3 separate regions of the Homo sapiens genome follow, and all the other regions are linked to region 3. Evidence: chromatin contacts called from ENCODE Hi-C or POLR2A ChIA-PET data. All regions are on one chromosome and are shown on one strand. The core of a region is the stretch at or near the end of the contact, and the rest is flanking DNA. Distances in the headings are between cores, read along the strand shown. Region 1 holds the start of KPNA7 (karyopherin subunit alpha 7). Region 2 holds the start of ZSCAN25 (zinc finger and SCAN domain containing 25). Region 3 holds the start of ARPC1B (actin related protein 2/3 complex subunit 1B).

The links. A loop is a pair of places that touch in the nucleus more often than their neighbours do. ChIA-PET counts read pairs that join two places held with the same protein, here RNA polymerase II (POLR2A). Pooled maps may share reads with other maps.
Region 1: a map of PC-3 shows a loop between it and region 3 (8-fold over the local background). The contact joins the promoter of KPNA7 here to the promoter of ARPC1B in region 3. A Hi-C loop is called at or near these places in 1 of 168 maps with a recorded cell type or tissue (PC-3). POLR2A ChIA-PET finds 5 or more read pairs at or near these places in 4 of 52 experiments (Caco-2, H1, Panc1 and 1 more).
Region 2: a pooled map shows a loop between it and region 3 (7-fold over the local background). The contact joins the promoter of ZSCAN25 here to the promoter of ARPC1B in region 3. A Hi-C loop is called at or near these places in 1 of 37 single-sample maps with no recorded cell type and 7 of 50 pooled maps. POLR2A ChIA-PET finds 5 or more read pairs at or near these places in 4 of 52 experiments (PC-9, T-cell, activated B cell and 1 more).

Annotation. Positions count from the first base shown.
Region 1 is chr7:99,205,271-99,210,124 of GRCh38, reverse strand. KPNA7 (karyopherin subunit alpha 7) reads left to right here and starts at 2,010. Exons shown (of 11, transcript NM_001145715.3): 1 at 2,010-2,097; 2 at 2,636-2,724. The coding sequence starts at 2,659.
Region 2 is chr7:99,614,128-99,618,890 of GRCh38, reverse strand. ZSCAN25 (zinc finger and SCAN domain containing 25) reads right to left here and starts at 1,945. Exons shown (of 8, transcript NM_145115.3): 1 at 1,875-1,945; 2 at 240-366. RefSeq lists enhancers at 1,910-2,229, 1,820-2,799.
Region 3 is chr7:99,371,557-99,376,255 of GRCh38, reverse strand. It overlaps ARPC1B (actin related protein 2/3 complex subunit 1B), which reads right to left and starts at 1,526. Exons shown (of 10, transcript NM_005720.4): 1 at 1,475-1,526. RefSeq lists silencers at 616-1,255, 1,266-2,145 and an enhancer at 2,446-2,946.

The DNA.
Region 1 (4,854 bases), core at 761-3,260, 170 kb after region 3:
GGCCAGTGCAGAAAGTGAATTTTCTTCTAAACTCATTGGGTAGCCAGGAGAGTTTTTTTAAGCAGGAGAGTTAGATCAGATTCTCCTTGATTTTTTCTTTTTTTTGTTTGTTTGTTTTGGAGACAGGGTCTGGCTCTGCTGTCCAGGCTGGAGTGCAGTGGTGCAATCGTGGCTCACTGCAGCCTTGACTTCCTGGGCTCCAGAAATCCTCCCACCTCAGCCTCAAGTAGCTGGGACTACAGGTATGTGCCACCATGCCCAGCTTATTTTTATATTTTTTGTAGAGACGGGGGTCTTGCTTTGTTGCCCAAGCTGGTCTTGAACACCTGGCCTTAAGCAAGTCTCCACCTTAACCTCTCAAGTTGTTGAGATTACAGGCATGAGCCACTGTGCCTGACTAATCAGATTTTTTTCTTTTTTTTTTTTTTTTTTTTTTTTTTTTGAGTTGGAGTCTCGCTCTGTTGCCCAGGCTGGAGTGTAGTGGTGCGATCTTGGCTCACGGCAACCTCCGCCCCCTGGGTTCAAGCGATTCTCCTGTCTCAGCCTCCTGAGTAGCTGGGACTACAGGTGCCTGCCACTACGCCTGGCTAATTTTGTACTTTTAGTAGAGACAGGGTTTCGCCATGTTGGTCTGGCTGGTCTCGAACTCCTGACCTCAGGTGATCCACAATCACATGTACTCTGTGCAAAGAACAGATTGGAATAAGGCAATGGGAGAAGCAGGGAGACCAGCTGGAAGGCAACTGCAGTAGTGTGGGTAAGAGGTGATAGTGGTCTGGACTGGGGTGGAGGCAGTCTACTGAAGGATTCTCAGTGACTTGTGCTTGAGACTGTCCTGACCCCATGTGCTGGTGCATTGGGTGTGGGGTTTTCCTGTTGCAGCCTTGGCGGGTCTCCTCACCACCCTGTACATATGCCTGATTTATAACTCCTCAGACACACCGTGTGAAAGCCTTCTTTTCTTTTTCTTTTTGAGACGGAATCTTACTCTGTTGCCCAGGCTCGAGTACAGTGGCGCAATCTCAGCTCACTGCAACCTCCGCCTCCCGGATTCAAGTGATCCTCCTGCTTCAGCCTCCCAAATAGCTGGAATTATAGGTGTCCGCCACCATGCCTGACTAATTTTTGTATTTCTAGTAGAGATGGGGTTTCCCCATGTTGCCCAGGCTGATCTCGAACTCCTGGCCTCAAGTGATCCATCTGCCTCAGCCTTCCAAAGTGCTGGGATTATAGGTGTGAGCCACTGCACCTGGCATGAAAGGCTTCTATATATGACAACCAGCCCATCTGCCTCATTTGAGGACCCAGTTGAAGCCAAAGCACTTTTAAAAGCTTTCCTTTACTGCTATGCCCAGCATTGGTGGTCTTGGTGCTCCCACAGTGTTCACAGCCTACTGAGCTGGTGTGGTGATGCTTATAGAAGCTGACTTCAGGTTCATGCCTGTAATCCCAGCACTTTGGGAGGCTGAGGTGGGTGGATCACAAGGTCAGGAGTTCAAGACCAGCCTGGCCAACGTGGTGAAAAGCCGACTCTACAAAAACAAACAAAACCAAAAATAAGCCAGGTGTGGCCGGGCACGGTGGCTCACGCCTGTAATCCCAGCACTTTGGGAGGCCGAGGTGGGTGGATCACGAGGTCAGGAGATAGAGACCATCCTGGCTAACACGGTGAAACCCCGTCTCTACTAAAAATACAAAAAAATTTGCTGAGCGTGGTGGCAGGTGCCTGTAGTCCCAGCTACTCGGGAGGCTGAGGTAGGAGAATGGCGTGAACCCGGGAGGCGGAGCTTGCAGTGAGCCAAGATTGCGCCACCGCACTCCAGCCTGGGTGACAGAGTGAGACTCTGTCTCAAAAAATAAATAAATAAAATAAATAAAAAGTGAGTCATGTGTGGTGGCTCATGCCTGTAGTCCCAGCTACTCAAGAGGCTGAGGTGGGTGAATCACTTGAGTCCAGGAGGTCAAGGTTGCAGTGAGCCGTGATTGTGCCAATGCACTCCAGCCCGGGTGACAGAGTGAGACTCTGATGCCAACAAGCAGGTCTTGCAGAAATAGGACATGGAGCTGAGAAGTCCAGACTGTTGTTCTTGCTGCCAGGTTGAGCCCAAGGGTTGGGGACGGGGAGTCTGTGCTGTGTATATGGGTTCTAACTCTCACTCAGCTTCTCTGGTCCCAAAAAATAAAAAATGCTGGCTGGGAGCGGTGGCTCATGCCTGTAATCCCAGCACTTTGGGAGGCCGAGGTGGGCGGATCACAAGGTCAGGAGTTCAAGACCAGCCTGGCCAACGTGGTGAAACCCCGTCTCTACTAAAAAGACAAAAATTAGCCGGGCGTGGTGGCAGGCGCCTATAGTCCCAGCTACCTGGGAGGCTGAGGCAGGAGAACCACTTGAACCCGGGAGGCGGAGGTTGCAGTGAACTGATATCCCCCCACTGCACTCAAGTCTGGGCAACAGAGCGAGACTCTGTCTCAAAAAAAAAAAAAAAAAAAAAAAAAAAAAAAAAAAAAAAAGCTAGCTTCCTGGGTCTGCCCTTTGCTCCACTGTGAGCCCTTTAAGGGTTAGAGCCTTATGATACTGACATAATAACCCACACAATGGGCACTGAAAATTTCTTTGTTGCTGTCCAACCTGCAGGTAACTTACTACTTCCAGTCAATATGCCGACCTTAGATGCTCCAGAAGAGAGGCGGAGAAAATTTAAGTACCGAGGCAAAGATGTGTCTGTGAGTATGAAGCACCCACCTGCTTCTATTGGGGACCAGTGCAATCTGCATAAAAAGCGGGGTGAAGAGACCAGGCGCGGTGGCTCATGCCTGTAATCCCAACACTTTGAGAGGCTGAGACGGGCAGATCACAAGGTCAGGAGGTTAAGACGATCCTGGCCAACATGGTGTAACCCCGTCTCTACTAAAAATACAAAAATGACCTGGGTGTGGTGGCTTGTACTTGTAATCCCAGCTACTTGGGAGGCTGAGGCAGGAGAATTGCTTGAACCTGGGAGGCAGAGGTTGCAGTGAGCTGAGATCAGGCCACTGCACTCCAGCCTGGGCGACAAGAGAGAAACTCCATCTCAAAAAAAAAATAGCGGGGGGCAGGGAGGTGGTGGAGAGATGGGTTGAAAAGGCAAATATAGCAAAAGATTCTTTAGATAGATGACTAGGTGTTTCCCTGAATTATCCTTCCAACTTTTCTGTATGTTTGCTATTTTCATCATAAAATATTAAAGGTGGAGAAGACAAAAGCATGTGGACTTAGGAGCCAGACAACTGTGGAATCAAATCAAAGTTTCCGTGGAATCTTGCAATTATTTAATTTCAGAACCCCAGTTTCTTCATCCATAAAACAGGGCTGCTTAGCTGGGCATGGTAGCTCATGCCTGTGTTCCCAGTACTTTGGGGGAGGCCAAGGTGGGAGGATCGCTTGAAGATAGGAGTTCTAGACCAGCCTGGGTAACATACCAAGACCTCCAACTCTACAAAAACAAAAAATCGGCCAGGTGTGGTGGTGTGTGCCTGTAGTCTCAGATACTCTGGTGGCTGAGGCAGGAGGATTGCTTGAGCCCAGGAGTTCAAGGCTGCAGTGAACTGTGATTGTGCCACTGCACTCCAATCTGGGTGACAGAGCCAGACCCTGTCTCTAAAACAAAACCAAATAAAAAACCAGGCTGGGCTGGGCATGATGGCTCACACCTGTAATTCCAGCACTTTGGGAGGCCAAAGTGATCACTTGAGGTCAGGAGTTCGAGACCAGCCTGGCCAACATGGTGAAACCCTGTCTGTACTAAGAATACAAAAAATTAGATGTGCATGGTGGCGGGGGCCTGTAATCCCAGCTACTTGGGAGGCTGAAGCAGGAGAACTGCTTGAACCTGGGAGGTGGAGGTTGCAGTGAGTCGAGATTGTGCCACTGCACTCCATCCAGGCGACAGTGTGAGACTTCGTCTGAAAAAAATAAAAAACCAGGCTGCTATTTATCTCCGAGGAGCTGGATTGCTTCCTCAAGGGCCAGTATACAGGTGTTTACAGCTGCTCACGTCAATGAGGCTTACCAAGGAGCTAAAACGTTAGCATATAGGTATGGCCAACAGGCATGCCTTGTAGAAATAGGACTTGGAACTGAGAAGTCCAGGCTGTTCTTGCTTCCAGGTTGAGCCCAAGGGCTGGGGACGGGGGGTGTGTGCTGTGTATATGGATTCTAACATTCACTCGGCTTCTTTGGTCACATAGTTTTGTGTTGCAAGCTCTGTCCTCCATCTCTGTATCTTTTTATTTTTGAGATGAAGACTTGCTTCATAGTCCAGGCTGGAGTGCAGCAGTGTGATCTTGGCTCACTGCAACCTCTGCCTCCCAGGTTCAAGCGATTCTCCTGCCTCAGCCTCCCAAGTAGCTGGGATTACAGGTGTGCACAATTACGCCTGGCTAATTTTTTGTATTTTTAGTGGAGACAGGGTTTTGCCATGTTGGCCAGGCTGGTCTCAAACTCCTGGCCTCAAGTGATCTGCCTGTCTTGGCCTCCCAAAGTGCTGGGATTACTGGCATGAGCCACTGCTCCCAGCCCCCCATCTCTGTATCTTGACTGGCATCGTATAAGTTTAGCTCCACCTTGGGAATCCAGAAGCCTGATTAGGAGAACGAGGGAAGCACAGGGTCACAGCAGCCTGGTTAGGCCACCATCAGGAACAAAATCACTTTTTTTTTTTTTTTTTTTTTTTTTGAGATGGAGTCTTGCTCTGTCACCAGGCTGGAGTGCAATGGCGTGATCTTGGCTCACTGCAACCTCTGCCTCCTGGGTTCAAGCAATTCTCCTGCCTCAGCCTACCATGGTGTGTACCACCATGCCCGGCTAATTTTTTT
Region 2 (4,763 bases), core at 696-3,195, 240 kb before region 3:
GGGTGTCCAAGAACAAGCCATATCCCAGTGTGGCTTCAGCAGTGACGAGCAGAGCTGCACCAGAAGAGGTGGCAGAGGCAGACAGAAACCAGATCACCCAGAGCCTGCGCCACAGAAAGAATTATGAACTTTATTCTTATTTCTTACTTTAGCGAGGAACTACATGTTTTATAAAAGTCATTCTGCCTGTGTGTTGACAGGGAATAGGCTAGAGGTGGCAAGAGGGAAATGGCACTTACAGTGATTCAAGCAGATGATAAGGGCTTAGATCAGGGTGGTGGCAAAGAGTCAGACAAAATCAAGACGTATTTTGGAGATTAAAACCAACAAACTTGCTGATGGCTTAGATGTGATGGTGCGCTCAACCTGAAAAAGACAATGGAGCAACATATATACCATTATGACAAATGACCTAAAGATTTCTAACTTGTACAGGCTTTACTCTTTAGAAAGCATGTGAACACATATTTCATCTAATACTTAAAACACTTCTGTAGGATGAGTGCTACTCCTCCTACTTCTCAGAAGAAAAAAAAGAGACTAGATGATAACTGCCTCCCAAAATACATGGTACAGATTGAAAAAAAAATGTGAAGTCAAAAAGAGAGAAAACTAATCTAAGTCCAAGTACTCAAGGAAAAGAAGAGGCTTGAAGTAGACTGGAGAATGAGTCCTATTTACCTCCAAGTGGATTATGCGGAAGACCTAGACTGGGAAGACAGACTTGGAAGTCCAAAGCACCAGGGGAAGGAGATCCTGCTTGTCAGAAAACGGAAAGATCACCTGACTGGAGCAGAGAATGGGCAGCTGGCAGGAGGCACACCCCAAAGCTTCTGCTAAATATTCTATTGTGAGTTTGTGTATTTATCTACCCCCACTTAAACCAAGTTTATATTTTCAGTCTATTCATTGACTCTGCAACATTGAGATTTCTCTTTCATTCCTTTCTAGCTATTGCATTGGTTCACTCCACTAGTGCATTTAATGCACTACAGTGCAAATGTTTACCCATGTGTCTCCCTCTAACAGATTCCCTGGAGGCAAGAAAGATCCTCATTCATCTTTTATCTCTGCCATTTGACAAATAGAAATTGCCCCATTGCTATTCTTTATCTCCCCCCACCCATTGTGACTCTTTTGTTTTGTTTCTGAGACAGGATCTCAGGGTTTTATCACCCCAGCTGGAGACCAGTGGTGCGATCACTGCAGCCTTTGCCTCCTAGGATCAAGCGATCCTCCCACCTCAGCCTCCCGAGTAGCTGGGACTACTGGCGAGTGCCACCATGACCAGCTAATTATTTATTTTTGTAGAGACAGGGTCTCCCCATGTTGCCCAGGCTGGAGTGCAGCGGCATGAATGTAAGTCAGTGCAACCTTGAACTCCTGGGCTCAGGCGATCCTCCTGCCTCAGCCTCCCGAGTAGCTGGGACCTCAGGCGCGTGCCACCACGCCCGGCTACTTTTCAATTTTTGTAGAGACAGGGTCTCGCTATGTTGACCAGGCTGGCTCATCACTATTCTTTAAATAAGTGTCCTATGTGATTACTTTCACTTTGCACAGAGTTCTGCTTTGGTTCAAGATCTCTTCGGGTTCGTGGCCAGCCCTGCACTAAGCCAAGCCTGGCAGAGCGGGATCAGCCTCGCTCCTACCTGAGCCTACAGCGCGGCGGCCCCTCAGCGTCCAGACCCGCAGGGCCTCGGGGCCGCTGAAGGCAGCTCCTGAGAGACTTGCCGCCCTCAGCCGGGGCTGAGCGGAGGGAGACGGGCTCTACTGCAACCCCGCTGCCGCCGAGCCCCGTAGCGGCACCAAAACCCGTCCCCGCGCCCGTTTACCACTTCGCCCGCCACCCGCTGCGGCCCTGAAGAGGCTCTCACCCGCCGCGGCCCTGAAGGGCCTCTCACCCGCTAGGGTCGCCAGTGCTATCCGCGGTCCGGAAGTGAGCTGCGGACGCTGTTAGACAGGTGCGTAAGGAAAGACTCGCTTCCGTGTCCTCTCTAGGATGCTCGGAGGTCTCGGCGGATGCGTCTCGATGGTTGCTGATCCCAGCCTGCTGTTCCGAACCCGGCGAGGCGAAGACCACCAGGGCTTCCCCAGGATTGACTGCCCAGCTCGAGGCGCTCTGTGGCTAGGCCCCTTCCACTTCCGTGCCATTTCACCTGCTTGCCCTCCGTGGAAAGGACTCGGTGCATCGCCAGATACACTACTGGACACAGCACCTGCCCCAAGGGGCTTTAGAGTCCAGTCGGTCAATGCGCGACTATTCCGGCTGCGAGGGCCTTGCGCGAGGCGTAGGGGCAGAGGAGATAGGGGGCGCACTGGATCTAACCGGCTCACTTAAGAGGCTCCTGACCCCGGGTAGTGTGCGTGCGTGTGTGTATGTGTAGTCAGGGAAGGCTTCCTGGAGGAGCCAGCATCGGAGCTGTTTTTTGTGGGGGGTTTTTGTTTGTTTGTTTGTTTGTGTTTTTTGAGAAAGAGAGAGAGAAGTCTTGTTCTGTCTCCCAGGATGGAGTGCAGTGGTGAGATCATAGCTCACTGCAACCTCGAAGCCCTGAGTTCAAGCAATCCTCCCACCTCAGTCTCCTGGGTAGCTGGGACTTTTTTTCAATTTTTTGCAGAGAGGGGGATCTCTCTATGTTGCCCAATCTGGTCTCCAACTTCTGGACTCAAGCGATCTTCCCCCCTTGGCCTCCCAAAGTGCTAGGACTGCAGGCGCAAGCCACCGCGTCCAGCCTGAAGGCAGTCTGTCTCAACTGGGTGGCCCAGTGTTACTCCAGAATCCACTCAGGAAACAGGAAACCCTCTTGTCTTACTCTTCTCCAGCACTTTGCAAAGTGTCTGGTACAATATTTGCTAAAAATATACACTTATAGAGTAAATGAACTCCTAGAATATAACATAGGTGTTAGACCATCTCACTTTATCCTCCATGTCTCTGTCCCACTTTCATATTTTTCTTGTCTGCCCATATTTGACTTGGGTTTATGTCTTCACCTTTTTATTAATAATCCACTTTTCAGCTGTTTCTAATGTGCTACAAAATCCACAGTTGTTGTTTTTTTGTTTTGTTTTGTTTTGTTTTTTAAGAGACGAGGTCTTGCTGTGTCACCTAGGCTGGAGTACAGCGGTGCTATCATAGCTCACTACAGCTTCCAACTCCTGGGTTCAAGCAATCCACCTCAGCTTCCCAAATAGCTGGGACTACAGGCATGAGCCACCACACCCAGCTAATCTTTAAAAAATGTTTTGTAAGGACAGGGTCTCACTATGTTGCCCAGGCTAGTCTTAAACTCCTGGGCTCGAGCAATCCTCCCCACTTGGCCACCCATATTTTTGTTTTAATTAATATATTTTTTCCATTTCTAGAATTTCTATTTGATTTTTTCCAAATATTCTAGATCGATCTTTTAAAAGAATTTACCGATATGTTTAAGCTTTTCTTTGTACATAGTAAATATAGTTGAGCCTGATAATTCTGAGATCTGAAGTCCCCTCAGATATCTTTCTGTGATCTGCTATTTCCACTGTTTTTGATGGTGCCACTTCCACCAGCAGTACCTAACAGCATCCATTTCCCATATCTCATCATCTCTGCCATTATCCAGCTTTAATTTTTGCCAATTGACAGGTGAAGTAAATGTTACCTCATTTTTTAATTTGCATGTTCTTCATTATAAGTGAGGTCAGTCATTATTCCTACTTTCATTAACTTCTTGCCTTCCCTTTTCTGTGAACGGACTTTTCTTTGTGTTTCTATTAAGCTGTTTATCTCTTTCTTATTGATTTATGAGTTCTGGGGACATTATATAATGTCCCTAGAGCATTAAATAATGTCCCCAGGACATTAATTGGGGGCATTCCTCAAACATACCTTCCTCGAACATACCACAGTACCTTGTTTCCTTGTGTGACAGGCTGCTCATTTTCCTTGGAAACATTTTTGTGAAATTTCTTTGAGTTCCAGGATAAAGTGAATTTATCTAGAGAGGGTTGATATTGTTTTTCTTCCATGTAAATTTTTTTCTTGTCAGCATCACCAGTCCAAGGTCATTGTAAACCAAATTTATAATTTGAGGATTTTTGAACCATGCTATAATAGTAATATGAATTTGGGCTGCAAATATTGAGGGGTGATTTGTGGTTGCAACTTCTCAACCACAAATCTTTGTGGTTTTGTGGTTGTCCAGCGTGGCACTAAGACAAATTGCCTTGCTGGCTCCTGGTGGTAGGGGTACGGGAGAGGAGACTTATCTCTCACCCTTACATTGATAACCCAGCCCTTGTCTATGGCCATACCACCCTGAATGTACCGGATCTCTTCTGATAATCCACACTTTTGCAGTCCTTGGTTTATGGGGGGAAAGCTCTCTTATCAGATGCTCTTCCTTGAGTAAACTTTAGGCATAGTTTTAAAAAATCAAATCTCTGCAAGATGATTTCTCTAGGTATTATTCTTTACTTTGATGTTATCTTATAATTCATTACTATTTTGTTACCTGATATCTTTAGATTTTATTATTTATTTTATCATTTCTGTTGTTTTTGGCAGACGAATCAGCCCAACTATTTAGTCTGCCATGTTATCAGATGTAGGATGTCTCCAGGCTTCTTTATTTATATGTTTTTATTTCTTCCAAATAGGACACTTAAAATTACATTTTTACTGCCTGTATAATATTCTGTCCTCTGAATACACTATACTTTTAAAAATTATTTCAACATGGGGGAAATAATCTAGAATATACTCTTTTATTTTTGCTATTATA
Region 3 (4,699 bases), core at 277-2,776:
AAGCTGGCACTCCTACCTAGGTCCCTAAGATTTTATTTATTTATTTAGAGACGGAGTCTGGCTCTGTTGCCAAGGCTGCAGTGCAGTGGTACAGTCTTGGCTCACTGCCAAGGCAGGTTCAAGCAATTCTCTTGCCTCATCCTCCTAAGTAGCTGGGATTACAGGCATGTTACGTGGCTTTTTTTTTTTTTTTTGAGACGGAGTCTTGCTCTGTTGCCCAGGCTGGAGTGCAATGGCGTGATCTCGGCTCACTGCAACCTCTGCCTCCCGGGTTCAAGCAATTCTCCTGCCTCAGCCTCCTGAGTAGCTGGGATTACAGGTGCGTGCCACCATGCCTGGGTAATTTTTGTATTTTTAGTAGAGACAGGGTTTCACCATGTCGGTCAGGCTAGTCTCGAACTCCTGACCTCAAGTGATCCGTCCACCTCGACTCCCAAAGTGTTGGGATTACAGGCATGAGCCACAGCGCCTGGCTACATTTTATTTATTTATTTTAATAGAGAAAGGGTCTCGCAATGCTGTCCATGCTGGCCTCCAACTCCTGGCCTCAAGCGATCCTCCCGCCTGGGCCTCTCAAAATGCTAGGATTCTATGTGTGAGCCACCGCGCCCGGCCGGGATGGGTGGTGGTAGCCTCCGGGCTGCATTGGCAGAGGAGGCAGGGGGAGGTCTGACTCCCCAGGCTTGCACTCCTGATCCCTTCACTGCCCGCGGGTGCAGCCCGGCCCCGCCCCGCCCTAGGCGGCCTGGCTGCTCTCCCAGCGCCTCCGGAAAGGGAGGGGCTGCTCGGATCTGCCCTGGCCGCGGAGCCCTGCAGCTGAGGGGGTGCGTTCCGGGACCCCGCCAGCCAGGCCCGCCCCGTACGGGACCCCTCGGACCTGGCCCGGGGGAGGCGGGTGGGAGCAGCGGGAGCGGCCAGGAGGGCAGGGGCGGGGCGGCAGGAGACGCCAGCTCATTTCCCGGCGGCTGCAACCCGGAAGGCTCCGGGGATGGAGGGGAAGTGACTGGGTGTGGGGCCCCGCCGGCCCGAAGTAACGGGGCTACACCGACCGACCGCGGGGCAAGGCTGGGGATGGGGGCCGGGGAGCAGGGGCGGAAGGCACGAGGCGGAAGCTTGGGGCCGGGGGCTGGGGACGCCCCGAGGGCGCCCGGTGCGCTGGGAGCCCGCGTTTCCACAGTCTGGCCCTGCGGCCACCCCCGCGCCCCCTCCAATCCCAGGGCTCCCTCTCCTTTCCGTGAGCCCCTCGTCCCCGCGCCCCCTCCTCTCCATGTGCCCCCACTCATCCCCGTGCCCCTATTGGGCGGCGCCCCACATCTATGCGTCCTCACTTCCAGGCGCCCCCCGGTCCCCTCCTTGCACCCCCTCTCATCCCTCCAGTCCCGCTCACTCCCAGGCGGCGCCCCACATCTACGCGCCCCCCCACCTCCAGGTGGCTCCCCTGACCCCCACCTCCGGGCGCCCCCACGGCCCTCACCTCCCGCGCCCCGGCCGCGGACTCTGGGCAGTCGACGCGCCGAACCGGCTCTGGGCTCCGCGCCGGAGCAGCAGCCACTTCCTCGTGGGCGGGGGGCGGGGCCTGCCGACCTCAGCCCGGTAGGGCCCGGGGGCGGGGACCTGGGGCAGCGGTCGCGAGATCCAGGTCCCGCCCTCCCTTCGGGGTGGGGGTGCTGCCGGTACCCGCGCAGACGTCGGAGCCCAAGGCTCTGTCCGCAGAAGCCGTCCGCAACCACCGTCAATGCTTTACCAATGGGGAAACTGAGGCTGGGAGCCAGGCGCGCAGCCTGAGCCGCCGCTGGGCTGGACCTCCGAGCCTGGGCCGGGCGCACGGCCCCCGGGGACTGCCGGGCGCAGGGTCGGGGAGTCACGTCCTCTGAGCCCGGACGGCGGGTACTGCGGGCTCCGCGCTCACACGCAGGTGAGCGGCTAGCGAGCCCTGCAGCCCCGTCGGCAGCCAGCGAGGAGCTCCCTTCACGCTGATGCCGGTGGGCGCCAACTGTGCAGGCCCTGGGCGGGGAGCAGGCGGTCCGGGCGTGGCCAGGGCAGCCCGGCCCCGCCCCCTTGGCCCTCCGTGTCCTCGCCACGAAACAGGGGTGCTGTCCCCGGGCAGGGTGACACTGGCCGCCCCTGCTGACGCTGGCCGGCCAGTTAACTTCTTTCCTTTCTGTTTTACGTCAATCGGCTTCACTTCTTTAAGTTACCCGGTTAGCCTTGCAGAGCCGCCTGATTGCGGGTCTTGGGCTAGGTGGTCCCCGGAGTCTTCCCATCCTGACCCTCTGCCTCTTCAGTGGATACGTGGCCTGGCGGCCAGGCAGATGGAAGAGACCCCAGTGAAAACCTTACCTCGGCCGGTCGCGGTGGCTCACGCCTGTAATCTCAGCACTTTGGGAGGCCGAGGCGGGAGGATCACGAGCTCAGATCGAGACCATCCTGGCTATCACGGTGAAACCTCGTCTCTACTAAACAATACAAAAATTAGCCAGGCGTGGTGGCGCATGCCTGTAATCCCAGCTACTCGGGAGGCTGAGGTAGAAGAATCGCTTGAATCTAGGAGGCAGAGGTTGCAGTGAGCCGAGATCGCGCCATTACACTCCAGCCTGGGCGACAGAGTGAGACTCTGTTTCAAAAAAAAAAAAAATTAGCTGCAAGGAGCCCCATGGCGTGATGGAGCGCTGCTGTAATCCCAGCTACTCGGGAGGCTGAGGCACGAGAATTGCTTGAACCCCGGGGGCAGAGGCTGCAGTGAGCCAAGATGGGGCCCCTGCACGCCAGCCTGGCAACAGAGCGAGACTTCCTCTCAAACAACAACAAAAACCTTCCCTCCTCTTCTCTCCTTCAGACCCCTCTCTCTAGTATTTGTGCAGGGTCTTCCTGGATCTCTGGAGATCCGAGGCCAGACTCCCACCCTGTCAGGCTTAGAGGCTTTGACACTCGCTGTTCCTTCTGCCTGGAACACTATTCCCACCCTGTCCTCACCTGCCGACATTGGTTTGTCCTGCAGTATGTGGCTGGGGGTCTCAGGTCGCTTTGCCCCGACACCCTCCCCATTGGAGGTGCCCTTAGCCGCCGCTCTCTTTTCCACTGAATTCGACCCCCTAGGGTAGTTGGGAGGATTAAATGTGTCCAGGTGTGTGAATCGGGTCATACAGTGTGCACACAGGAAGTGCTCGAACTTTTCTGAGCCCCCCCAACCTTGCTGCTCCTGCGTATTTTCTCAGACAGATGTCGGCAACCTCAGCAAACACAGGCGGTGGTTTTAGTTCAAGCAGATACAAAGCTTCAAGGGGTCTGTACCGGCAGCCCTCTTCCCACAGGGACAAGTGTAGGGTAACTGAGGTGACCCTGTTGCTGCTTCCCTGGCTTCCATCCTACTCTTCTGCCGCTTTGTAGATGCCCAGGGAATGACCCCAAGTGGCCCTGAGTGGTCTAAATCAGCTCACGGTGTTCCCTGTCCTGCTGCACTTGTGACCTAAGATGACCCAATCAAAGCAAAGCCCAGGACTTCAGCTGATGATCCAGCGCACAAAGCCCCTTCTGAGCGAGCTGCAGGAATCTGGACTCGTAAGTGGAACGCGGAAGTGGAACAGCAACAAGGGAAGCTGCAGGGAGAGTGCAGAGCCGAGAGAAGGTCAGAGAAGTAACCGGAGCTCTGGTCACCTCTGACTGGAAGGTCTGAGCCCAACCTGCCTCCAAAGATTCAGATATGTGAGCCAAGTTATCCGCTTAATTAATTAATATGTTTTAGAGACAGGGTCTCCCTCTTTTACCCAGGCTGGAATGTAGTGACGCAATCACAGCTCACTGAAGCCTCCAGCTCCTGGGCTCAAGTGATCCTCCCGCCTTAGCTTCTCGAGCACTTGGGACTACAGGTGTGCACCATCACACCTGGCTAATTTTTAAAATTTTTATAGGCTGGGTGCGGTGGCTCATGCCTGTAATCCTAACACTTTGGGAAGCCAAGGCAGGCGGATCGTTTGAGGTCAGGAGTTCGAGACCAGCCTGACCAACATGGTGAAACCCTGTCTCTACTAAAAATACAAAACTTAGCCGGGCGTGGTGGCGCGCGCCTGTAATCTCAGCTACTCCAGAGGCTAAGGCAGGAAAATCACTTGAACCCAGGAGGCGGAGATTGCAGTGAGTCAAGATCACGCCACTGCACTCCAGCCTGGATGAAAGAGCGAGACTCCTTCTCAAAAAAAAAAAAAAATTTTTATAAGGATAGTGTTTTTGCTATGTTGTGCAGGTTGGTATCAAACTCCTGGCCTCAAGTGATTCTCCCACCTCAGCCTCTCTCGTAGCTGGGAGGGACCACAGGCATGCGCCACTACACCCAGCTAATTTTTAAAATTTTTGTATGGACAGGGCTCTCCCTGTGTGACCCAGGCTGGTCTCGAACTCCTTGCCTCAAGAAATCCTCCTGCCTCAGCCTCCCAAAGTGCTGGGGTTACAGACGTGAGCCACGGTGTGCAGCCTCCACTTTATTTTTAGGCTGCTTTGAGTTTTTCTGCTGCGAATCATCAAAGCATCCTAACAAATATGCATACCTCAAGACTCCTTTTTCCTATCTGCGAAAATGTAAACTAAGGTCACCTGAGTTGATGTAAAGGCTCTAAAAGCCTATGCGAGCCGCAGCCATGGCTGTACTGTTCCCTCTTCTCTCCCCTGGGCCCATGACAGAGCCCGGTGCCTGAGTCACTCAACA